Regions from separate parts of the Homo sapiens genome. Here region 2 is linked to region 1. Evidence: read pairs that join two places in POLR2A ChIA-PET (ENCODE). Cell type or tissue: K562. All regions are shown on one strand. Links, peaks and the distances in the headings refer to the core of each region. The heading gives the core; the rest is flanking DNA.

Evidence for each region. Peaks named below come from ENCODE experiments on the same cell type or tissue, not always from the same donor. Only the 100,000 strongest peaks of a DNase experiment are listed, where the experiment ranks them.
Region 2: POLR2A ChIA-PET joins it to region 1 with 5 read pairs; 5 of 35 experiments call an interaction of 5 or more read pairs at or near these places.

The regions. Positions count from the first base shown.
Region 1 is chr12:49,504,921-49,517,741 of GRCh38, reverse strand. It overlaps SPATS2 (spermatogenesis associated serine rich 2), which reads right to left. Exons shown (of 14, transcript NM_023071.4): 10 at 3,129-3,187. Among named protein-coding and RNA genes, the nearest start is that of KCNH3, 28 kb to the left of the region's middle. RefSeq lists a silencer at 3,737-3,915. In K562, for the core only: a CTCF peak has its summit at 3,473 (motif pointing right); a DNase peak (open chromatin) is centred at 3,471.
Region 2 is chr12:49,422,113-49,434,933 of GRCh38, reverse strand. All of the region lies in intron 2 of SPATS2 (spermatogenesis associated serine rich 2), which reads right to left. Among named protein-coding and RNA genes, the nearest start is that of SPATS2, 61 kb to the right of the region's middle. RefSeq lists a silencer at 5,794-6,088. In K562, for the core only: no CTCF peak of the experiment used is centred there; a DNase peak (open chromatin) is centred at 5,853.

The sequences.
Region 1 (12,821 bases), core at 3,248-11,247:
GGCTTTACAGGAAAGCGTTTTAAGGGAGTCTTAGCATGTAACGTTTTACTCCTTCTCGACTGGAGCCTAGGGAGTTGTCTTTTGACCATAAGCATACTCTCAGAATGGCTGGGCAGAAGAACAGAAGATCCTGGGTCCCTAATGTCATCTGGGAAATGTCCTGCCAGCCCTGGGTTGCTTACCTCTGTACTTTTCATTTTCTGAGAAAAAAGGACACTCACATTTATTTAGGCCACTCTGTTCCATGTAGTCAAACTCAATCCCTAACTGATATACATAGAATCCTGTAACACACTGAGGAATTAGCCAAATTCACGTCAGAAAAAAACAGAAGTTTTAAAGAGTTACACCAGGTATTACAGAGAGCTGGATGTATTTAGCAAGTTTACTCAGCCCAACTGCCACAGAGATGCACACATGGGCTGCCTAGACCCAAGTCACACTAATCAATCAGGGCCCACTTTCTCAGGAGTCAGGAGCATGCCTACAAAAGTTTCTTAACGCCAAAGCCCAACAGTTACAAATGATCTATTGGTTTAGGTCCCAAGATAAAACCTATTTGCCATTTGTATCAACTTCAGTTTCTCTCAGCTCTAGCATTCAGTGATTCTATGACAAAATTATAGCTCTCAAAATGGCAAAAATGAGGTGAATAAAAAGCTTTCTACACGTAACAGATAACTCATAGGACCTAATTATACAACACTGGAAAAGATTGAAATACTACAAACCTATCAGTTACTTAATAAAATTATAATATGTAAAAAACAAAAAGCAACTCTTGATAGCACTGGTAAATGAGTAATTACTCTTGATAGCATTGGTAAATGAGTAATATCATTGAGAACCAGGATTTTCAGGGAGAAAAGAGCTAAAGATATAAAACTGATGAAGTTAAGTAAAACTTTGAGCTCTGAATTTGATAAAATAAGATTGGCCACAAATTGATAATTGGTTGAAGCTGAGTGATGGGAATTTGTTACATTAGCCTCGCTATCTGAAATTTTCTTTTCTTTTCTTTTTTTTTTTTTAGTTTTGAGATGGAGTCTTGCTCTGTCGCTAGGCTGGAGTGCAGTGGCGCAATCTCGGCTCACTGCAACCTCTGCCCCCTGGGTTCAAGTGATTCTCCTGCCTCAGCCTCCCGAGTAGCTGGGACTACAGGCGCATGCCACCATGCCCAGCTAATTTTTGTATTTTTAGTAGAGACAGGGTTTCACCATGTTGGCCAGGATGGTCTTGATCTCTTGACCTCGTGATCAGCCCGCCTCGGCCTCCCAGAGTGCTGGGATTACAGGCGTGACCCACTGCACCCGGCCAAAATTTTCTATTAATATAAAAGATGTATTAATATTCTTAAAAGCACCTTCTTTTTTTTTAATTTCAAGACAGGGTCTTGCTCTATCGCCCAGGCTGGAGTACAGTGGTGCAATCACAGCTCACTGCAGCCTCGACCTCCTGGGCTCAAGTGATCCTTCCACCTCAGCCTCTCAACTAACTAGGACTACATGTAGCACATGACCCCATGCCTGATTTATATATATATATATATATATATATATATATATATATATATATTTTTTTTTTTTTTTTTTTTTTTTTTTTTGAGATGGAGTCTTGCTCTGTTGCCAGGCTGGAGTGCAGTGGCGCAATCTCGGCTCACTGCAACCTCTGCCCCCTGGGTTCAAGTGATTCTCCTGCCTCAGCCTCCCGAGTAGCTGGGACTACAGGCGTGTGCCACCATGCCCAGCTAATTTTTGTATTTTTAGTAGAGACGGGGTTTTATCATGTTGGCCAGGATGGCCTCGATCTCCTGACCTCGTGATCTGCCCGCCTCAGCCTCCCAAAGTGCTGGAATTACAGGCATGAGCCACTGCGCCCAGCCTTATTTCTTATTTTTTGTAGAGACGAGGTTTCACTATGTTGCCTAGGCTGGTCTCAAACTCCTGGGCTCAGGTGATCCGCCCAAAGTGCTGGGATTATATGCGTGAGCCACCACGCCTGGCCTAAAAGGACCTTCTTCTCAAAACTAAGAAATATGTCTTCTTAGTGGTTTTAGTTTATCTGCATTTCCATTTTCAAAAAGAGAATATACAGATAAAATAATGGACTGAAATGTCAAATTTAGAAACTCAAAATATATTGCTCAATGTAATGAAATCTCACCTCTGAAAAACAGTGGAAGGCATCTCTGCTACATTCTCAAATTTTCAAGTTAAAATGGACCAAAGCTGAAGTCATTTCAGTGCTTCAAAGCTGCATCCTCTGGCCCGTGACCACACACACAAGTGATTTAACTGTGAGTCATGATCTCGACCTAGCCCAGCATTTCTATTCTTACCAGTTTGGGGGTGGGTTAAAATAAACAACTTTCCTAATAATTAATCTGGCGTTCAATGCAGGAAGATAAAACCTGCCACCGAAATGCCTCAAATCAATGCCATTGTACAAGTTGCAGTTGGTATTCCCTTGTCTTCGTGTAGCTGTGTATGTTTAACCTAACACTTAACAGAAATGATCAAAAAATAGGTATCTGTTTTTTCTGTACAAAACCCCACAAATCACCAAAGTTAGACTTCATTCCTCCAGAATCTATTTTAGTAAGCTTTCAAGAAACCTGGTATCTTGAACCCTCAATTCTCTAACTTTTCCCCTACCCATTGATAACAGACACTGAGTGAAGACTGTTCTATAAACTGAGAAAACAAAGAAAGTTCTGAGATAGGTAATGATAGGAGTATACACATACAATCGTAGGCAACCTAATGAAGTCTTCTCTGATTATGCTAAAGGTTTTTTTCCAAGTAGAAAAAATCCCAGTGGAATTGCTTAAACACTAGAGGAAGAAACAAAATAAAATAAAAACCTGGTGGCAGATACCGTGATGCAGTCTCTTATACACTGAACTCTGCATTCAAAATATTAAGATTTGGAAATATTTTTAAAACAGGCTCTTTAAAGTTATTTCACCTGAAAGGATTCATATGCCAGTACAGTGCAACTGCTTAAGATTATTTAAATATATAAACTCTTATTATGGTATTTATATGGAACTTTTGTTATAAGGGTTGGGAAGTAGGTACCTACTATTTATGAAGGTAATAGCTTTAATTAAAGATCAATCATCTTACTTGCTTCAGCTTTCACTTTGTCCATTTCAGCAAGCAACGCCACTTCTCGATCCATTAAACTAGGAAAAGATGACAAAGGAATAAAAAGTTTGATCAGAAACTCAAATACAAAATTAGCACATTATTAATAGTAAAGAAAGACCAGTGAGTTTGTTTGCTAAAAGCATACTAAAAAATAATATTGTATGGATCACATACAAATTCTGATGTCTTACTCTCAACAAAGAATATTTTAAGATTTTCCCATAAATAAAATAAATAGACCCAATTCCCTTTTATATTGCAATATTGGTACATTGCAGCAGTACACCAATTGTAGACGTCTAAGAGTTGAGAACCAGCAGATGGCAGTAGCAAGCTACAAAACACATTTTTTAGTAAGCTGTGCTAAAGCAAAAGTCCGTGTGGAAATTACTTACTTAACCATGTATGTACTCACATACTTTTTTTTTTTTTTTTGAGACGGAGTCTCGCTGTCTCCTAGGCTGGAGTGCAGTGGCGCGATCTTGGCTCACTGCAAGCTCCGCCTTCCGGGTTCACGCCATTCTCCTGCCTCAGCCTCCCGAGTAGCTTGGACTACAGGCGCCCGCCACCACGCTCGTCTATTTTTTTTGTATTTTTAGTAGAGATGGGGTTTCACCGTGTCAGCCAGAATGGTCTCGATCTCCTGACCTCGTGATCCGCCCGCCTCGGCCTCCCAAAGTGCTGGGATTACAGGTGTGAGCCACCGCGCCCGGCCTGTACTCATACTTTTTATATTTATATTTTGGTCTATAAAATTTGATGGCCTTGCATCTAATTAATTTTTACCAAGCAATATCCCCACTAGGGCATAGTAAATTTATCCATGATTAGGACTTGTATGTCTTCAACAGCTGACCATGGTTGCACCAAGTCCACTTACATTTTAGTACTTAGAATGCAAAGTAGTCAAAAGATAGACATATAGTGTGCTAGTTTCTGAGAAACACATAATAGTAACTAGGAAGGATGGAATTACAGATTTCTGGTAGGCTTTTTACAGAAAAAGAACATTAAATAGGCAATTAGAATTTTTTCCACTGCAAATATAAATGGTTTATAGGCACATAAAGCTTTTCCATGTTGTTATAAAAGAGCCCACAGCCTTCAATGTATAAGGAGACAGTAGTACCCTAGTATTCAACCTCTGGATGAAAATAATTTTCCTTACCATATCGGTTTTGCTTTGTGGTGGCAAAAAGAAAAAAAAATCTAGAATGTTAATACTTGCACAAACATGCAATGTTCCAACTTTCTTCAAATTTGGAGTTCATTCTGATTTCTCCTTTTGAAGGGGAATATAACTACAGGGTAAATAAAAGTTCCACTCTTGTTTCTGGTTGTAATCACACTCAAACACACACACACACACACACACACACTCTTTCTCTCTCGCTCTAATTCAATTTAGCTCAATACATAGTTATGTTAGCACAAAGTAGTTAATGTGGAGACTATAGTGTGAGACATACAAAAATGTCTAAGGCAGGGTCATTTCCTCAAGGAGCAAATCTTTTATAGGGAAGTGCCAGAGAACATAGGTTTGATAATCGTTACGCATGATGTTAATAAACAGACTTGTAACTAAACAAATTTGGTTGACATATTAATCCAAAAGCATCAAACTGGAGAGAAGATACAATTATTGTGGGGTAGCAATACTTTGCTAAGAAAGCATTTCCCAAACCTTGGCAATATTTTGCTCCAAGAACTCTAGCAGCATTGGAATACCTAAAAGACAAAACAAAAGCACAACTGAGACAGGAGCTGCCAGGCCTACAGTTTGACATTACCTCTCTTATGTTGCCAAATCACCTTAAGATGCAGACGCTGTGTCCATCAGATGACAAATCCTTTTTCTCTGACAAAGCTTGTAAAATATTTATTAAAAGACTACAGCAAACAAGTAAGCCTTTTGCAGCTTACAATCTATTATGAGAAGTAGAATGTCAGATGACACTTTTAGCAAGGTCTGCATCAACACAATCAGGCTTTTTTGTGGAAATTTGTGCTAGTACATTCTGATAGCATTTTTTTTTCCCTGTGAGAATCACTAGTGTTCATTTAAATAAACTTTGTTTTTGATTAACTCGGTGATCACAAGAAATTCATAGGACTGTGCATGGACAACCATATAACCCCTCCATTAAAAAAAAACTAGCTTATAATATATCCAGCTACCATGTACCCACAAAAATTAAAATTAAAATACATATATTAGCTTATGTTTTCATGCCAAAAAACAATGAAAAGCAGTAAGAACTTCTGTTTCTTTTTGTTTGTTGTTTGTCATGTTGCCATCTATTGATAACATCTAGTGAAAAGTCCTATGATGTCAGCCCAGGGTTAAACAAGAGAATCTACTAGTTAACTGATGCTGATATATTTCTCAGAGAAAAGGTTGATCAGCACTTATAATTCTCCATTAAAATTTTTACATCTTTAAAATACAAAAATGAATGTCAAAATTTAATAGTAAATTTCTTATTAAAAGCACATCAAAAAAGTAAATTATATAATGGCATTATAGTTGTATAGAAGAATGACCTATTTTTAGGTTATTTATGCTAAAGCATTTAGGGGTGACATGTCATCTACATCTGCAAATTCCAAATGGTTCCACCAAAATATTATACACACACACAGCAAATACACTGTCATTATACCATCCTTTCAACTTTTCTATATATCTGAAAGTTTTAATAATAAAAAGTTAGTGAAATGTTGGCATCACAAAATAAATGGAGAAGGTGGGACAAGTTCAAAGTGGAAAGTAGGTTAGGTGTAAGGATAACAACATAGGCATTTTTTACAATTAAAAACAATAATCTATTGTAACACAACTTTTAACACAGAAACTTAAGCTAAAGTTTTCCATCTGTTTCTGAGCTAAACAATGGTTCCAGTATGTATGTGTGGCCAAGAGGTTCAAAAGTACCTGTGGTGTGAGGTAATGGTTTTTAGATGCCAGAAAGGCAAGCAATGAGTCCTCCCAGAGAGTGATGAAAGGCTCATTCAGACTCTCTATTACCTTGCTCACTCCAATACCTCAGGGTACTAAGCTTCTCTCAAGGCTTTCTTGAATGGAAATATGCCATAATAAGCACCAAGCATCTGGCAGACTAGATTCTAAAACTGCTAATGAAATTCAGCTAAATATTGCTGGGAACCTGTTTGGAACAACACTAGTTCTTATTAAGCCTGGGCCTTATTCAGTGTTGAGAATTTCCATATCCTTTCTTCAATCATGAAAGATAGATTTGGATGACTGCTTCCTGCTACTAAAGAAAAAGACTGGTAACTAAATGTTCTATATTTCCTTCCTTCCTTTTCAGGACTTCCTTACCATGTTCACATTTGCTCGACTTATTCTATAAGATGTGTTTTTTTTTTTTCTTTTTTTTGAGATGGAGTCTCGCTCTGGAGTACAATAGCATGATGTTGGCTCATGGCAATCTCTGCCTCCTGGGTTCAAGTGATTCTCCTGCCTCAGCCTCCCAAGTAGCTGGGACTATGGGCACGTGGCACCACGCCCAGCTAATTTTTCTATTTTTAGCAGAGATGGGGTTTTGGTATGTTGCCAGGCTGGTCTCAAACTCCTGGCTTCAAGTGATCTGCCTGCCTGGGATTACAGGCATGAGCCACTGCACCCACCCAATTTATCCTAAAGCTTTTGCATAATTTAGTTGCTCAGAATAGCTGTTACTGAAGCATCCCCATTGATATCTCTAACACAAATTGTGTCTATCATTTGAAGCAAGTCCTCTAATTAATATACAGATATCTAACATGCAGTTAGAGATTCTAGCTCTTGCCTTCAATAATTCATTGGTACCAAAAAATTGTTAATTATTTGTTTATAACTGTTGCATTGGAAAAATAATATTAAAATGGAAACACAACTCTTGACAATTCCACAGGTCAATTATTTCAAGGGATAATAGTCAAAACCATTCAATAATACTGTCAGAAAACATTTGTACACAATTTTATTTGCTCAAAACTTAGAATCTTTTTTTTTTTTTTTTTTGAGACAGGGTCTCACTGTCGCCCAGGCTGGAGTACAGTGGCACCATCAAGACTCACTGCCAACCTCCGCCTCCTGGGCTCAAGCAATCCTCCCGCCTCAGCCCTCTAAGTAGCTGGGACTACAGGCACGAGCTACCATGCCCAGCTAATTTTTTACATTTTTTGTAGAGATGGGGGTTTCACCATGTTGCCCAGGCTGGTCTCAAACTCCTGAGCTCAAGCGATCCATCCACATCAGCCTCCCAAAGTACTAGGATTACAGGCATGAACCGCTGTACCTGGACGATTTTTTTTTTTTTTTAAGACAGGGTCTTGCTCTGTCACCCAGGCTGGAATGCAGTGGTGTAATCATAGCTCACTGCATCCTTGACCTCCTGGGCTCAAGCAATCCTCCTGCTCAGCTTCCTGAGTAGCTAGGATTAAAGGTGTGTGCTACCACACTTGGCTAATTTAAAAAAAAAAAAAAATTATAGAGGCGGGGGTCTCACTATGTTGTCCAGGCTGGTCTTGAGCTCCTGGTTTCAACTGATTCTCTCGCCTTGGCCTCCCAAAGTGCTGGGATTATAGGTATGAGCCACCATAAATGGCCTTAAAACCTATTCATTCTAATTCCACTAACCAACCAAGCAAAAATTCAAGCAAAGCCAATGCAGACGCCTTTTTTTCTTTGAAGACGGTTTCCTCTTTCCATATAAAATAACCAAAAAAGAGAATTGCCAATAGTTTTTTTCCTTCCCTTTTTTTTTTTTTTTTGAGACTTGCTCTGTTGCCCAGGCTGGAGTGCAGTGACGTGATCTTGGCTCACTGCAACGTCTACCTCCAGGGTTCAAGCGATTCTCGTGCCTCAGCCTCCCGAGTAGCTGGGATTACAGGTGTGCACCACTCATGCCTGGCTAATTTTTGTATTTTCAGTAGAGACAGGTTTCACCATGTTGCCAAGGCTGGTCTTGAACTCCTGACCTCAAGCAATCCACCCACCTCAGCCTCCCCAAAAGGTCAGGTGCAGTGGCTCACGCCTATAATCACAGCACTCTGGGAGGCCGAGGCCGGAGGATCACTTGAGGCCAGGAGTTCAAGATGATGCCTGGCCAATATGATGAAACCCTGTCTCTACTAGAAGTACAAAAATGTGGCGTGCGCCTGTAATCCCAATTGCATGGGAGACTCAGGCAGGAGAATCGCTTGAACCCAGGAGGCAGGGGTTGCAGTGAGCCGAGATCATGCCACTGCACTCCAGCCTTGGTGACAGAGCGAGACTCTGTCTCAAAAAAAAAAAAAAAAAAAAAAAAAGAAGTTAGAACGTGAACATAAGCCACGGTTCTCATGTGACAGGCTTTCAATGGAGTAACCTTTCTTTCCTTTTCCAATAGTCAAAAGCACCTCAGTTATAAGCTAATCCAGGAGATCATGTGACTCAATGATGATATTTTATAATCTGTTTAAGGAAAAAGAACCAGTAACAATCTGTATTGCTAAGGAGTATGTTGTTCAAGTTTTTTTGAGACAGAGTCTCACTCTGTTGCCCAGGCCAGAGTGCAGTGGCATGATCTCGGCTCACTGCAACCTTTGCGTCCCCGGTTCAAGCAATTTTCCTGTCTCAGCCTCCCAAGTAGTGGGGACTACAGGTGCACGCCACCACGCCTGGCTAATTTTTGTATTTTTAGGAGAAATGGGGTTTCACCTTGTTGGTCAGGCTGGTTTCAAACTCCTGACCTCAGATGATCCACCCGCCTTGGCCTCCCAAAGTGCTGAGATTACAGGCGTGAGCTACTGCACCTGGCCTCAAGTTTTTAGTTGGCTACAGAAAAAAAAAAAAAAGGCTGAGCCAGGGCCAGGCACTGTGGCTCATGCCTGCTATCCCAGCACTTGGGGAAGTCGAGGCAGGAGGATCACTTGAGCCCAGGAGGTCAAGACCAGACTGGGTAACAAAGTGGGATCTTGTCTCTCCAAAAACATAAAAATTAAAATAAAACAAAATAAAAATGGCTGGGGTGTTAAGCCCCCTTAGTGAGTGGCTGACCAGATCCTCATTTGAAACTGTGATTTTGGCTGGGCATGGTGGCTCATGCCTGTAATCCCAGTACTTTGGGAGGCCAAGGCAGGCGGATCAGGCGGATCACCTGAGGTCAGGAGTTTGCGACCAGCCTGGCCAACATGGTGAAACTCTGTCTCTACTAAAAATACAAAAATTAGCCGGGTGTAGTGGCACACGCCTGTAATCCCAGCTACTCGGGAGGGTGAGGCAGGAGAATCGCTTGAACCCGGGAGGCAGAGGTAGCAGTGAACCGATATTGCGCCACTACATTCTGGCCTGGGAGACAGAACGAGACTCAGTCTAAAAAAAAAAAGAAACTGGAATTATGACACCAATGTCTAAAAGCTCCAGAAACCAAAAAAGATGAAAACGTGTGGTGTAGGAAGGTAAACACTGCAGAATAAAACAAACAGGAATACCTGGTAAGACAGAAAACAAAAGAATGGTGTAGTGGAAAAGTATCTTTGGGTAAAATATTTTTGTGCCCATCTTTCTCACCTATAACATGAACGTAATACCACAAGTGATAATGTTATATAGATTAGAAGCACTGTACATAAAAGTTTCTGACATACAATAAAAGCTTAGTAATTGAGCTCAGTAAATAGCGGCAGCAATTATTATTTTAATTCTTGTATTCATCTTGATTTCTCAGTTTCAGCAGAATATCTCTTTAGTAAAATGCAATCGTATTAACCGGTAAATCATTATACATTCCAGATTCATTGTACAGAAATTATTAAATAAACATGTACGCACACTAACACAGTGTAGGCAGTTATGAAGTGATGAATCAAACTAATTTTAAGTGAAAAGATCACATTGAAATTACACTCTCACTGCGATTACAACTATTCAAGAATATGTATGAATATACATAAGGAACACAAGGGAACGCAGGAAATAAAAATTACTTATGTGTTAAGGTGGTAGAATTTTGAGTTTTACTTATATCTAATAAAACGATTATAATTATGGGCAATATAGTAAAAGTAAGAGGGAATAATGAAATCTTTAAAAAAAGGAAAAACAAAATTCAGATCCCTCCATCAAATGCTCTCATTATACCTCAGCCTCTGACTTCATCCCTCGCTACTTTCACTATTGCCCCATAGCAACAGCTAGACTGTGTGTGGTCCCTACGTGTCCCTTCTATGCCTCTGCTCATATCTCTGAAATGCAGTGGTCCACCCCAACCTTTCCGCCAGTGTAAATACCATGCTTTTTACATAGCTTGATAATGATTCATTTCCCCAAAGAAATATTTTCTAATTAACCCCACCCCACAGTGGCCCTGCCTTTAATCTTAAAACCTTTCCCGCTACTCTGATCTGACCTGAAGAATCCCAGAATCACAAGGCACTACAAGTTGTGACTTAAGAATAATAGTGATTTAGGACCTTCTGAATCACAAAATCAAAAGAACATTGAATATTCAGATGGAGTATTCTTATAGTTTTACTTTATTGAACTTAGAAAATACTTTCATAGGCTCAGCCTAAATCCTGGTGCTTCTCATCCTAACCTGTTTCATAATGACTAAGTTCCTTAGTCCCTAAATTCTCCTACATTGGGGTTTCTCTGTTACATAGCCTTTAAGCTGAAGAGGAAACAATACAGATGCTCCTCGGCTTACAATGGGGTTATGTCCCAATAAACCCACTGTAAATCGAAATTTTTTTTTTTTTTTTTAAAGAGACAGGGTCTTGCTCTGTCACCCAGCGTGGGAGTACAGTGGCAAGATCATGGCCCACTGCAGCCTCCACTTCCTGGGTTCAAGCGATCCTCTTGAGTAGCTGGACTATGGGCACGTGTCATTGCGCCCAGTTAATTTTGTTACTTTCTGTAAAGACGGGATCTCATTATGTTGCCTAGGCTGGTCTTGAACTCCTGGACTCAAGTAATCCTCCTGCCTTGGCCTCTGATATGGTTTGGCTGTGTCCCCACCCAAATCTCACCTTCAACTGTAATAATCGCCAAGTGTCAAGGGTGGGGCCAGGTGAAGATAACTGAATCATAGGGGTGGTTCCCCCATACTGTTTTTGTGGTAGTAGGTCTCAAAAGAGCTGATGGTTTTATAAATGAGAGTTCCCTTGCACAAGCTCTCTTGGCTGCCACCATGTAAGATGTGACTTTGCTCCTCCTTTGCCTTCAGCTATGATTGTGAGGCCTTCCCAGCCACGTAGAAGTGTGAGTCAATTAAACTCTTTCCTTGATAAATTACCCAGTCTTGAGTATGTCTTTATTAGCAGTGTGAGAACAGACGAATACAGCCTCCCGAAGTGCTGGGATTACAGGCATGTGCAAATTGAAAATATCTTAAGTTGATAATGCATTTAATATACCTAACCTATTGAACATCAAAGCTTAGCCTAGCCTACCTTAAACATGCTCAGAACATTTATATTAGCCTGCAGTTGGGCAAAGTCATCTAACACAACACCTATTTTATAATGAAGTGTTGAATATCTGATGTAATTTATTAAACACTACACTAAAAGTGAAAAACAAAATGGTTGTATGGGTATACAAAGTATGCTTTCTACTGAATGTGTATCACTTTCATACCATCATAAAGTTGGAAAATTATTAAGTTGAACCATCATAAGTAGGGAACTGTCTGTAATATGACATGTACCAACAGTCTCTAGCCTTGCCAAGCTTTAGTGGGGAAGTGAGCCATCAATGAGGTATGAGATGAAAATCATAGGTTAATAAGTCTGAATATATACATTCAAATATTGGATCTGCAACTTAGGCAAATTGCTTAACCTAAGACATACATTTATTTTCAGTAAAACAGAATTAACAATACCTACTTTGTGGAAAAGAAATCAGGATTAAAAAAATCCAATAATATAACTGAACATGTTCAGTAAAATATTCTTCATATGTTATTACTGGTTGAGCATTCCTAATCCAAAATGCTTCAAAAGCTGTACTTTTTTGAGCACTGACATGACACTGAAAGAAAATACTCATTGGAGCAGTTTGGATTTTGAATTTTTAGATTAGGGATGCTCAACTAGTTTCTGCAGACATTCCAAAATCTGAAAAAAATAAAAATAAAAAACCTAAAACATTTCTAGTCCTAAGCATTTCAGATAAGGGATACTCAACCTGTAATTATTTTCACAGATGGTTAGAGTTAAATTTTAAATAAAAAAATATCAAGAACCATGGTGTCAAGTACTAGTAGAAACAAGATATCAACAAACTAAGCTTCAAAAACCAAAGAATGATTTAGAACTACAGTGCTATGTACATTTTTGATAATACATATTACATTAGCACATTCCTTTATTTCTACACATTTTAGATATTTTTGGAGATAATATTTTGCAGGTAGTTTGGTTCATAAAATGATTCCTAAGTTTTCAGCATCTATATGTGGCCTTTAAATGTAAGGACTTAAAAGCCTTCGGTAAGACTAAGCTTGATTTAACGTTAAAAAAAAAAGCTCTGAGCTGGGCGAGGTGGCTCACACCTGTAATCCCAGCACTCTGGGAGGCTGAAGCAGGAGGACCGCTTGAGCCCAGGAGTTCAAAACCAGCCTGGGCAATGTGGCAAAACCCCATCTCTACAAAAGATAGAAAAATTAGCTGGGC
Region 2 (12,821 bases), core at 2,718-10,717, 82 kb after region 1:
CCTGAAATGTGGGGATACTAGTAAATAATAACGGCTGGATGTATTAAAAGAAAATAAAAATTATTAAATCTGGGTTTTTATATAAATTTGTTACTGCTTACTAAATGATAAAACAAGATTTGAAACTGTCAGTCTGGGATTAGTACCCACTGAGCTAGGGCTTAAAGCTAAGAAAACCAATGAACCAGATTCCATATTCAAGTTAGCCTTGCTCTAAAGAAGTATATGGTCACAGACCACATCCCTAGTACTATGACTCCTGAACCAGAGGGTACAGCTCAATGACTCTCAAGGTATAGAAATGAGAGAACAGACATGTAGTTCTCAACTTATCACTCTTATTGTTCTTTATACTTATTTTTCATTTCAAATCACAACAGAAGAGGGCCTAAAGTTTTTATATTTATCGGAATGGGAACATGTATTAAAAGGAGATGAGCAAGAGAGACAAAAAGCAGAATAGAGGTTACCAAGGGCTGGCGGGGAGGAGGAGTTATTGTTTAATGGATACAAAGTTTTTGTTGGGGTGATGATAAGTTTTGGGTTAGACAGTGGTGATGACTACACAACACTGTGAATGTATTTAATACCAGTAATTTGGCATCAACATACAAATGGTTAAAACGATAAATATTATGTTATGTATATATTTAAACTTCAGTAATAGATCCCAAATAGCCAAACCAATCTTGAAAAAGAAAAACAAGGAGTTGGAGGCCTCACATTTCTTGATTTCAAAACATATTACAAAGCTATAGTGATCAAAACAGTGTAGTACTGGCATAAAGACATACATTTAGACTAACGGAATAGAATAGAGAGCCCAGAAATAAATCCTCACATATATGGTCAAAAGATCTTCAACAAAGGGGCCAAGAACATTAGATGAGAAAAGGACAGTCTCTTCAACAAATGACGTTGGGAAAACTGGATATCTACATGCAAAAGAATGAAGCTGGACCGTTACCTTACACCATACACAAAAATTAACTCAAAAAGAAATAAGGAACCAAATGTAAGACCTAAAACTATGAAACTCCTAGAAGAAAACAAGGGGAAAGCTTCATGAGGCAGGATTTGGCAATTTCTTAGATATGACAGCAAAAGTGCACGCAAAAAAGCAGTAATAGACAAATGGGATTACATTAAACTTAAAACTTCTAAGCAATCAATGAAGTAAAAAGGCAACCAATGAAATGGCAGAAAATACTTGCAAGTCATATATCTATTATAAAGGGTTAATATCCAGAATTTATGAAGAACTCCTGCAAATCCACAACAACAACAACAACAACAAAAACCCAACTGTACAATAGGCAAAGGAGTTAAACAGGCATTTCTCCAGAGAAGATAAATAAATGGTCACCAAACACGTGAAAAGATGCTCAATCACTCATTATTAGAGAAATGCAAATCAAAACCACAATGATCAGGAGCTCATGTGCTCTTAAAAAAGCAAAACAAAACCAGGGTCAGGTTGAAATGGCTTACGCCTGTAATCCCAGCACTTTGGGAGGCCGAGGTCGGCAGATCACTTGAGGTCAGGAGTTCGAGACCAGCCTGGCCAACATGGTGAAACCCTGTCTCTACTAAAAATACAAAAATTAGCCAGGCATGGTGGTGCACACCTGTAGTCCCAGCTACTCGGGAGCCTGAAGCAGGAGAATCGCTTGAACCTGGGAGGCGGAGGTTGCAGTGAGCTGAGATCACGCAACTGCACTCCAGCCTGTGTGACAGAGAGACTCCGTCTCAAACAAAACAAAACAAAACAAGACACAATGAGTTAACACCTTGAACCCACTAGGATGGCTGCTACCCAAAATAAAACAAAGTAAAAACAAAAACAGAAAATAAAATAAGTATTAGTAAAGATGTGGAAAAATTGGAACCCTTGTGTACTGCTGGCAAGAATGTAAAATGGTAATGGCCACTATGGAAAACAGTATAAAGGTTCCCAAAAAATTAAAATTAGAACTACCACATGATCCAGGACTCCCAACTCTGGATACGTATTCAAAACATCTCAAAGCTGAATATCAAAGAGATATTTGTGTACTCATGTTCATGGTAGCATTATTCAGAAAAGAGGTGAAAGCAACCGGTGTCTATCAAAGGATGAATAGATAAAATGTGGTATATACATACAAGAGAATATTATTCAGCCTTTAAAAAAAAGGAAATCCTGTCACATGCTACAACATGGAGGAACCTTGAGGACAATGCACTAATTGAAACAAGCCAGTTGCAAAAAGACAAAAACTGTATGATTCCACTTATATGAGGTAAAGTAGTCAAACTCATAGAAACAGAAAGTAGAATGGTGGGCCAGGGGCTGGGTTGTTATTTAATGGGTATGGAATTTCAGTTTTGCAAAGATAAAAAAACTTTGGGCGATCTGTTATACAACAATGTGAATATACTTAACGCTCCTGAACTTTCATTTACATATGTATATATATTTTGAGACGGAGTCTCACTCTGTCGCCCAGGCTGGAGTGCAGTGGTGCTATCTTGGCTCACTGAAACCTCCGCCTCCTGGGTTCAAGTGACTCTTCTGCCTCAGCGTCCCCAGTAGCTGGGACTACAGGCGCCTGCCACCACACCCAGCTAATTTTTGTATTTTTAGTAGAGACAGGGTTTCACTATGTTGGCCAGGCTGGTCTCGAACTCCTGAACCCATGATCCACCTGCCTCACCCTCCCCAAGTGCTGGGATTACAGGCATAAGCCAGCACGCCCAGCCACCTGTGTGTTTTATCATCATTTTTGCAAAAATCCAAAATGATGACAAAACACACAGGTACTGAGGTGTGGACAAACAGGCCCCTCACATCTAAGTGAGAATGTAAATTTATACAGTATCTTTGGAAGACAACTAAGCAGTAGCTGTCAAAATTAAAAATGTATATATTATTTGACCCAGGAAGACAATTTGTTTTTTTTGACAAGGTCTTGTTTTGTTGCCCAGGCTCACTGTACCCTCAACCTCCCAGGTTCAAACGATCCTCCCGAGTAGCTGGGACTACAGGTGCACACTACCACACCTAGCTAATTCTTGTATTTTTTGTAAACACAGGGTTTCATATGTTGCTCATGCTGGTCTCAAACTGCTGAGCTCAAGTGATCCTCCTGCCTCGGCCTCCCAAAGTGCTGGGATTACAAACATGAGCTATCACACCCACCCTAGCAAGACAATTTCTAGGAATTTACCTTGCAAGGCTGTTTGCAAATGTATAAACCTATGTATTCAAGGTTATCCAATGCAACATTATTTATAAGAGCAAAATATTCAAACTAATTGTCAATTAATAGGACACTGGTTTAATTAATTGTAATCTGTCCACATAATGAGAATACTGTGCAAATGTTTTTGAGAAAAGTTCTTTGGGCCCGGTGCGGTGGCTCATGCCTGAATTCCCAGCACTTTGGGAAGCCGAGGCGGGCAGATCACAAGGTTGGGAGTTCAAGACCAGCCTGACCAACACGGTGAAACCCCGTCTCTACTAAAAAAGCAAAAGATTAGCTGGGCGTGGTGGCGCGTGCCTGTAGTCCCAGCTACTCAGGAGGCCAGGGCAGGAGAATCACTTGAACCCAGAAGACGGAGGTTGCAGTGAGCCAAGATCGCGCCACTGCACTCCAGCCTGGGCGACAGAGCGAGGCTCCACCTTAAAAAGAAAAAAAAAAAGTTCTTTATATATTTATTAAGTGAATATGATGGAGAAAGTAATGTATTTGCACTGGTTTGCACATATATAAAAACTGTATACCTGGAAGGATAGACAAAAAACTAGTAGCAGTGATGATCTCTTGAAGAATGGAAACTGAAAAGATAGGAAACTAGGGTAAGAAAGACTTTTCAGTCTACCTTTTTATATTTTGACATTGGAATAATATAAACATCTTATCTGTTCAAAAAAATTAATAGCGCACCCTTTTTAAAAAGACCCCAGCTGGGCACAGTGGCTCATGCCTGTAATCCCACTGAGGCGGGTGGATCATTTGAGGTCAGGAGTTCGAGATTAGCCCGGCCAACATGGTGAAACTCCATCACTACTAAAAATACAAAAATTAGCCAGGTGTGGTGGCACATGCCTGTAGTCCCAGCTACTCAGGAGCTGAGGCAGGAGAATTGCTTGAACCCAGGAGGTGGAGGCTAAAATGAGCCCATATGGTGCCACTGCACTCCAGCCTGGGTGACAGAGAGAGATTCTATTTCAAAAAAGTAAAAATAAATAAGACCCTTACCCAGTAAATTAAATCAAAGCTGAAAGCCTTCATTTGAATCTAAATAATATAATTCTAACTCAGAAACCCAATCAACAGGTTCATGAAATGTGTCAAGAAGATAAATGCTAACCTACTACACCTGCAGATAATGATGGAAAACAAGAAAATGAGAGGTTGCAAATAAAAACATTCTTCTCATCTTTAAAGGGTTTTAATTATAAGAAAGTCACCAGGAATTCTCATTCCATAATATAATCAGTTTACCAATAAATATCATTTTCATCAGCTTTATAAAGAAATATGAAATGCCAGGCATGGTGGGTCACGCCTGTAATCCCGGCACTTTGGGAGGCCGAGGTCGGCGGATCATTTCAGGTCAGGGGTTCGAGACCAGCCTGGCCAACATAGTGAAACACCATCTCTACTAAAAAATAATACAAAAATTAGCCAGGCACGGTGGCGTGCTGTAATCCCAGCTACTCGGGAGGCTGAGGCAGGAGAACTGCTTGAACCTGGGAGGCAGACCTTGCAGTGCGCCAAGATCACACCACTGCACTCCAGGCTGGGGGACAGAGTGAGACTTTGTCTCAAAAAAAAAAAAAAAAAAACAAGAAATATGAAAAAGATGGCCGGGCATGGTGGCTCATGCCTGTAATCCCAGCACTTTGGGAGGCTGAGGCAGGCAGATCACTTGAGGTCAGGAGTTCAAGACCAGCCTGGCCAACATGGTGAAACCCTGTCTCTACTAAAAATACAAAAATTAGCTGGGCGTGATGGCGCGTCCCTGTAATCCCAGCTACCTGGGAGGCTGAGGCAGGAGAATCACTTGAACCCAGGAGGCGGAGGTTGCAGTGAGCTGAGATCATGCCACTGAACTCCAGCCTGGGTGACAGAGTGAGACTCTCAAAAAAAAAAAAAAAAGAAGAAGAAGAAGAGAAAGACCTAAATTCTAGGCCAGGCACAGTGGCTCATGCTTGTAATCCCAGCACTTTGGGAGGCGAAGGCTGGTGGATCACTTGAGGTCAGGAGTTCAAGACCAGCCTGGCCAACATGGTGAAACCCCGTCTCTACTAAAAAAATAAAAATACAAAAATTAGCTGGGTACGTGGTGGCACATGCTTGTAACCCTAGCTGCTCAGGAGGCTGAGGCAGGAGAATCGCTTGAACCCCAGAGGCAGAGGTTGCAGTGAGCCGAGATCACACCACTGCATTCCAGCCTGAGTAACAGAGTGAGACTCAAAAAAGGAACTAAAAAGGGGATTTCCTCAGGTCAAAATGGTGAATATGAAACCTTTCTCTAAGTCCGCTTTCTCAACAATTGGCACCACTGGCACCAATTTTCTACTTTAATCTAAAAACTCTCCCATAATTGTAAGACTTGATCACCATAAATTTTATTTTGAAAAAATGTTTTCATTTTGAAAAACCAATTAATTTTTTTAATAAAAAAAAGAAACCTCAAATTGGAACAACATAGAATTTCTGGAAATTTAAAAGACATTCTAAGTGGGAAATCAGAAGCCACATGATACCACAACTCCTCTTTACTACTATTAAAAGACAAAAGGTCCTCCAAATTGCTTAACATTAGTCATCAGCAGCAGCTGTAGATGTGGGAGTAGAGGGAGCTCAAAAGGAGCAGAGCTGGAATACATGTTTGTCTCCTCCTATTTTACTGCTAGCTCAGTAGTTAGAGCTGTCTGCGCCCTCCTCCTCGCACAGGTGGCTCTAACCCAAACCCAACTGAGCTAAATTATCCTCAGCTGTATTACTCTTCATAACGGATTTAAACAATACTGATAATTTTATTACCACCCCCTTACACACACATATAAAACTCCGGTCCTCAGCAAGCAGCTCAAGGGATTGGAGGCAGCTATTAGGCAAAAACAAAACCAGGCAATTAGGAGCAACTATATTCACTGATTCTAACCCATAAAGGGAGATTCCAAGCATATAGAAAAAGCAATTTCTAAAAACCTTGTTAACTTAAAAAATAATTAACTGATCAACTGTTATTTAACATAAACCTACTATGTGCCAATACTGATGATAAAAAATTATGAAAGATGGAATATTATTCAGACTTTAATAGTAAGAAAATTCTGACAGGTGCTATAACATGGATGAACCTTGAGGATATTATGCTAAGTGAAATAAGCCAGTCACAAAGAAACAAATACTATATCATTCCATTTATATGAGGCACCTAGACTAGTCAAATTTTACCAAAAGTAGACTGGTAGCAGCCAGAGGCTAGGGGGAAGAGGGAATGAGAGTTACTGATTAATGGGTACAGTTTCAGTTTGGGAAAATGAGAAAAGTTGTGGAGATGGATGCACAAGAATGTGAGTGTATTAATACCACTTCAAAATGGTTAAAATGGTAAACGTCATGTTATGTGCATTCTACTGAATTTTTGTTTTTTTTTTTTGTTTGTTTGTTTGTTTTTTGAGACGGGGTCTCGCTCCTTAGCCCAGGCTGGAGTGCAGTGGCGCTATCTCGACTCACTGCAAGCTCCGCCTCCTGGGTTCACGCCATTCTCCTGCCTCAGCCTCCCAAGTAGCTGGGACTACAGGCGCCTGCCATGGCGCCCGGCTAATTTTCTGTATTTTTAGTAGAGACGGGGTTTCACCGTGTTAGCCAGGATGGTCTCGATCTCCTGACCTCGTGATCCGCCCACCTCGGCCTCCCAAAGTGCTGGGATTACAGGCATGAGCCACCGCGCCCGGCCTGAAATTTTTTTAATTAATGCAATAAGAAAAAAAAAATGAAAGAAAAAGTTGATTTCTTGACCCAGCAAGAAGACTCTAGAAATACTGATCAAGGGGTAAAAATGCAAAGAATACCAATATCATGAAGGTTTTTAAAGAGCTAGTATAGATCTTACAGACATTAAAATTATAAGTCAAAAATATAGATGACCTTATGCCAATACATTTGAAAATTTAGGTAATAAATTTCTTGAAAAACAAGTTACCAAACAGACTCACACACAAAAAAGGAAAATTGACATAGTCCTGTAACTCTAAAAGAAATTGAGGTCATAATTTAAAATTCTCTCATAACAGAAAGGGTTTCATTTCTTATTTATTTCTGGTAGGAATGTAAACTGGTACAACTTCTTTAGAATACAGCATTATTTTGTAAAGTAGTACACTTGTCAATCCTATGATCCAGAAATTCAAGTACAAGAGAAATTCTTGCTCATGGTACATTAGAAAACACGTAGTATTCATAACAGTTAAGAAAATGGAAACAACCCAAATGCCATTAACAAGAGAATAAACTGTGATGTATTCACTAAATGTCTGTACTGCTGCAAAAATGTGTCAACTATATGCAATGATATGGATTAATCTTAGCAATATAATGTTAAGTAGAAAATTCCAGATTACATACAACATAAGATTCTTTTTTAATAAAAAATACAACTAATGCTAAAACAATATATTATTTAGACACACATATATATTTGATAACTATTTTTTGAAAAGTTTACTTTGGGAGGCTGAGGCAGGCAGATTGCTTGAGCCCAGGAATGAGACCAGCCTCACCTTTTAAAAAACTTTATTGTTTGCCATAGGAGGATGTGAAGTAACTGATTCTTACATATTGCTAGTGGGAGTATAAAAATCTGTTTAGCAAAATCTACTAAAACTGAACATAAGCACACCCTATGACCCAGCAGTCCACTCCTAAGTAATACCCAACACAAATGCATTTATAATGTGTACTAAAAGACATGTACAAGAATGTTTACAGCAGCATTATCTGTAAGTCCAAAAACCAGAAACAAACCTAAACATCAATCAACTACAGAATGGATAAATTGTAACACATTCACAGAATAGAATATGATACAGGCTGGGCACGGTGGCTCACGCCTGTAATCCCAGCACTTTGGGAGGCCGAGGCGGGAGGATCACGAGGTCAGGAGATCGAGACCATCCTGGCTAACACAGTGAAACCCCGTCTGTACTAAAAATACAAAAAATTAGCTGGGCGAGGTGGCGGGCGCCTGTAGTCCCAGCTACTCGGGAGGCTGAGGCAGGAGAATGGCGTGTACCCGGGAGGCGGAGCTTGCAGTGAGCCAAGATGGCGCCACTGCACTCCAGCCTGGGTGACAGCGAGACTCTGTCTCAAAAAAAAGAATATGATACAGCAATGAAAAAGGAGCTACTGATGATACAACAAGGATGAATTTCAAAAGCAATGCTAAGCAAAGAATGTCAGGTGCAAAATAGTGCATGCTGCATGTTTCCATTTATATGAACCTCATAATCGAACAAATCTCATCTATTGTGACATAAGTCAGAATACTGGTCTTGTGATATAAATCAGAATACTGGTCAGGGAGAGAATCTGGGTCAGAGCACAGGAGGGCTTCTAGGATCCTGATCTGAATAGTGGTTATATGGCTGTGTTCAATGTAAAAATTCATTACGTTGTACCCTTAAGGATTTTGCATTTTGTGTGTATTACACATCAAAAAAAAAAAAGTTTACCAAAAACAAAGAAAAAAACTAAAGATGTCCTTTTACCTCTTACCTTCACAGTTTAACTGATGCTATCCATTACCCTTAGCATGAATTGACTAACACCCCTAAATGAACACTGGTAGGCTAAAAGGCAACACTGGCGTACACGCAGGCTTTTCTCTTCCCACTATGCAATACTTACTAAGAGTCTAATCTATTTGTTGTTCTCAAACCTACTTAATGCCAGTTGTGCTCATAATTACAATTACATAATTGTCATGAAATATTAATACTGGCTGGGCATGGTGGCTGACACCTGTAATCCCAGCACTTTGGGAGGCCAAGGCAGGCAGATCGCTTGAGGTCAGGAGTTCGAGACCAGCCTGGCCAACGTGGTGAAACCCCCGTCTCTACTAAAAATACAAAAAAATTAGCTGGGTATGGTGGCATGCGCCTGTAATCCCAGCTACTTGGGAGGCTGAGGCAGGAGAATTGCTTGAACCTGGGAGGCAGAGGATGCAGTGAGCTGAGATCGTGCCACTGCACTCCAGCCTGGGCAACAGAGAAGACTCCGTCTCAAAAAAGACAGAAATATTAACACTTACATGGCCGGACGTGGTGGCTCATGCCTGTAATCCCAGCACTTTGGGAGGCCAAGGTAGATGGATCGCTTGATCCCAGGAGTTCGAGACGAGCCTGGGCAACATAGCAATACCCCATCTCTATAAAAAATGTAAAAATTAGCCAGGCACGATGGCACACGCCTGTAGTCCCAGCTACTCGGGAGGCTAAGGTAGGAGGATCACCTGAGCTGTGATAGCACCACTGCACTTCAGCCTCTGCAACAGAGTGAGACCCTGTCTACAAAAAAGAAAAGAAAAACAAAAGTAAATACATCAATAAACTATAAGAAAAATTATTTCTTTAAAAACTAAACAGAAGGCTCTAGAAGACTGAACCAATACAAATTATTTTTAAAACTGTCCTCAATTTAAGTGTGGGTGAGACACATATACAAGTTGGGAGGGAAATTAAAAATCTAAAAAAAGGGTTTGTACTCATTGCTTCAAGTCTCTAAGAGTTCTCACTCTGCTTAAAAAAACCGTAAATAGAAGTTGCAAGAATGTATCACAGGGTGTAATTAATGCCAAAAATATGAAGAATTCTAATCAGCAAACTCATACTAAATACATCAAAGATTGGTGAATAAATGTACATTTGTTTTAAGCTAAAATAAAATACTATGGGCCAGGTGTGGTGGCTCACTCCTGTTATCCCAGCACTTTGGGAGGCCAAGCGGGAGTGGATCATCCGAGGTCAGGAGTTCCAGACCATCCTGGCCAACACGGCGAAACCCCATCTCTACTAAAAGTACAAAAATTAGCTGGGCGTGGTGGTGGGTGCCTGTAATCCCAGCTACTTGGGAGGCTGAGGCAGGAGAATCACTTGAATCTGGTGGGGGGCGGAGGTTGCAGTGAGCCAAGATCTCGCCACTTCACTCCAGGCTGGGCAAAAGAGCAAAACTCCATCTCAAACAAACAAAACAAATAAAAAATACTATGGTACGTATGTATCATTTTTTATTTCCTGCTTTAATCAACTTTCCCAATTAACAGTAAACACTATATAAGATATAATAGTAACAGATAAGAGAACTATAATCACAGAAACTTTGCCCTAATAACTTTTGGCAAACTAATACAATCTACTAGACAGATAAAACAAAAATACTAACTGTCAACAAGTCTACCTATTATAATGACAAAAGATAAATCAAACTGACCAAAGCTGAGACTGTTGTGCTTAAAAGCATATGCCTCTGGGGCCACATTAGCTATTCTCATTAATCAAAAGGGCACCATGGTTCCCTATGCAGGTATGTTCTGGTTAATATCACAGATGTCTCAGAAGAAGATGGCTGCTGAACGGACTACATGGGGCTGAGGAACAAAGGTCTGAGTATCACTGAAGTAGAAAAATAATGGTCTGAGTTTGTTTTTTTTGTTTGTTTGTTTGTTTGTTTTGAGACAGAGTCCCGTTCTGTTGCCCAGGCTGGAGTGCAGTGGCAGGATCTCAGCTCACTGCAACCTCCACCTCTCGGGTTCAAGTGATTCTCCTGCCTCAGCCTCCCGAGCAGCTGGGATTACAGGCGCATACCACCATGCCTGGCTAATTTTTGTATTTTTAGTAGAAATGGAGTTTCGCCATGTTGGCCAGGCTGGTCTCAAACTCCTAACCTCAAGTGATTTGCCCGCCTTGGCCTCCCAAAGTGCTGAGATTACAGGAGTGAGCCACTGCGCCTGGTCTGAGTTCTCTTAATAGAAAAAACAAGAGATTTTTACTAATAAATTTGCCCTCAGAGTTAAACTTTTCTCCGTAACATAATATTTAAAATGCCTTCCCTGACTCTGATATAAATCATAGGTTTCTCAGAAAAAAACAATAAAATTCATGTTACACAACAACATCCATTTAGGTGAATTTGGGTACGACAGTTACTTACAGGGTTTCTTTAAATCCATTGATTGAAAGCATCAGAGGACTCTCAGTGATAGAACTTTAAACTTTCTCATTTCATTCATTATTCAACTAATATTCATTGAATGCTTATAATTTTCTAAGCTTTGTGAGAGTTTGGGTGGGAGGATGATGCTCTTTCAGTTTCATGGAAGAATTATGGTATATCAGAATGCAAGGAGGCTTCAATATGAGAGCAGGTTGTGGAAAAGTGGGGACCAAGCCACTTAACTATTCAACTGTTTGACAATAAAGGGATTTTAAAAAATAGAGTATTAGGCCAGGCGCGGTGGCTCACGCCCGTAATCCTAGCACTGTGGGAGATCAAGGCAGGAGGATCACTTGAGGTCAGGAGTTCGAGACCAGCCTGGCCAACATGGGGAAACCCTGTCTCTACTAAAACTACAAAAATTATCTGGTGTGGTGGTGCGTGCCTGTAGTCCTGGCTACTCGGGAGGCTGAGGCAGGAGAATCGCTTGAACCCATGAGGCAGACACTGCAGTGAGCCGAGATCGCACCACTGCACTCCAGCCTGGGCAACAGAGACTTCATCTCAAAAAAAAAAAACAAAAACAGTATTAACCAGAGTGCTAGCAAGGCAAAGCAAAAGGGGTTTTCCCCCAAATAGGGAAGACTTTTTTCTTTGAAAAGGGATGAGGACATAAAACATAAAACAGAGAAAGGTAATACTTATTGGAGTAGAAAATAAGGGAGGAGCAACATACAAAGGTAATCAAAGACCAAATTAATCTTACATTCACATAGTCACAGTCAATTAAAAAAATTTTTTTTTTTTTTTAAATAGGGTCTGGTTCTGTTTCCCAGGCTGGAGTGCTGTGGCACGGTCTTGGCTCACTGTAACCTCCATCTCCTGGGCTCAAACGATTCTCCTACCTAAGCCTCCTGAGTAGCTGGGAATACAAGCACACGCCACCACATGCAGCTAGTTTTTGTATCTTTTGTAGAGATGGGGTTTCACAATGTTGCCTTGCGCAGGCTGATCTCGAACTCCGGAGCTCAAGTTCAAGCGGTCTGCCCATCTTGGCCTCCCAAAGTGCTGGGATTACAGGCGTGAGCCACCATGCCAACCCTAATCTTTATTGAATGCTTACTATAGGCCAGGAACTATACTAATAATGCAATTTTATATGCATTATCAAAAATCTTCACAAAAACTCTGTTAGGTAAAAGAAACATACTTCTGAAACAAACAAAAAGACAAAAATAACTAGAGGGAAGATTAAGGAGGTCATACCAAATGACTGCAACTTTTTAGTTATGGAAACAGAAGGAAAAAAAAGCAGGAAGGCTTGAGGGCTTGAGAGGAACAGATAAGAAACTAACATTTACTGCCTACTATGTGCCAGCCACTGTAACATCCATTACATACATGTCATGTAATTCTGTGAAGTACTTATCATTCATTTAACTGAAGAACTTGAGGTTTGCGAGTTTCCCAAGAACAAAGAGCTGGTAAGTGGTGAGGTGGTGATTCAAACCTAGCTCCATGAAACTACAAATTATATTTCTTTCTGCTATATCAACATCAGGAATGTGCTAGAGAATAAATATGAGATGAATAAAAAGATCATAAAGC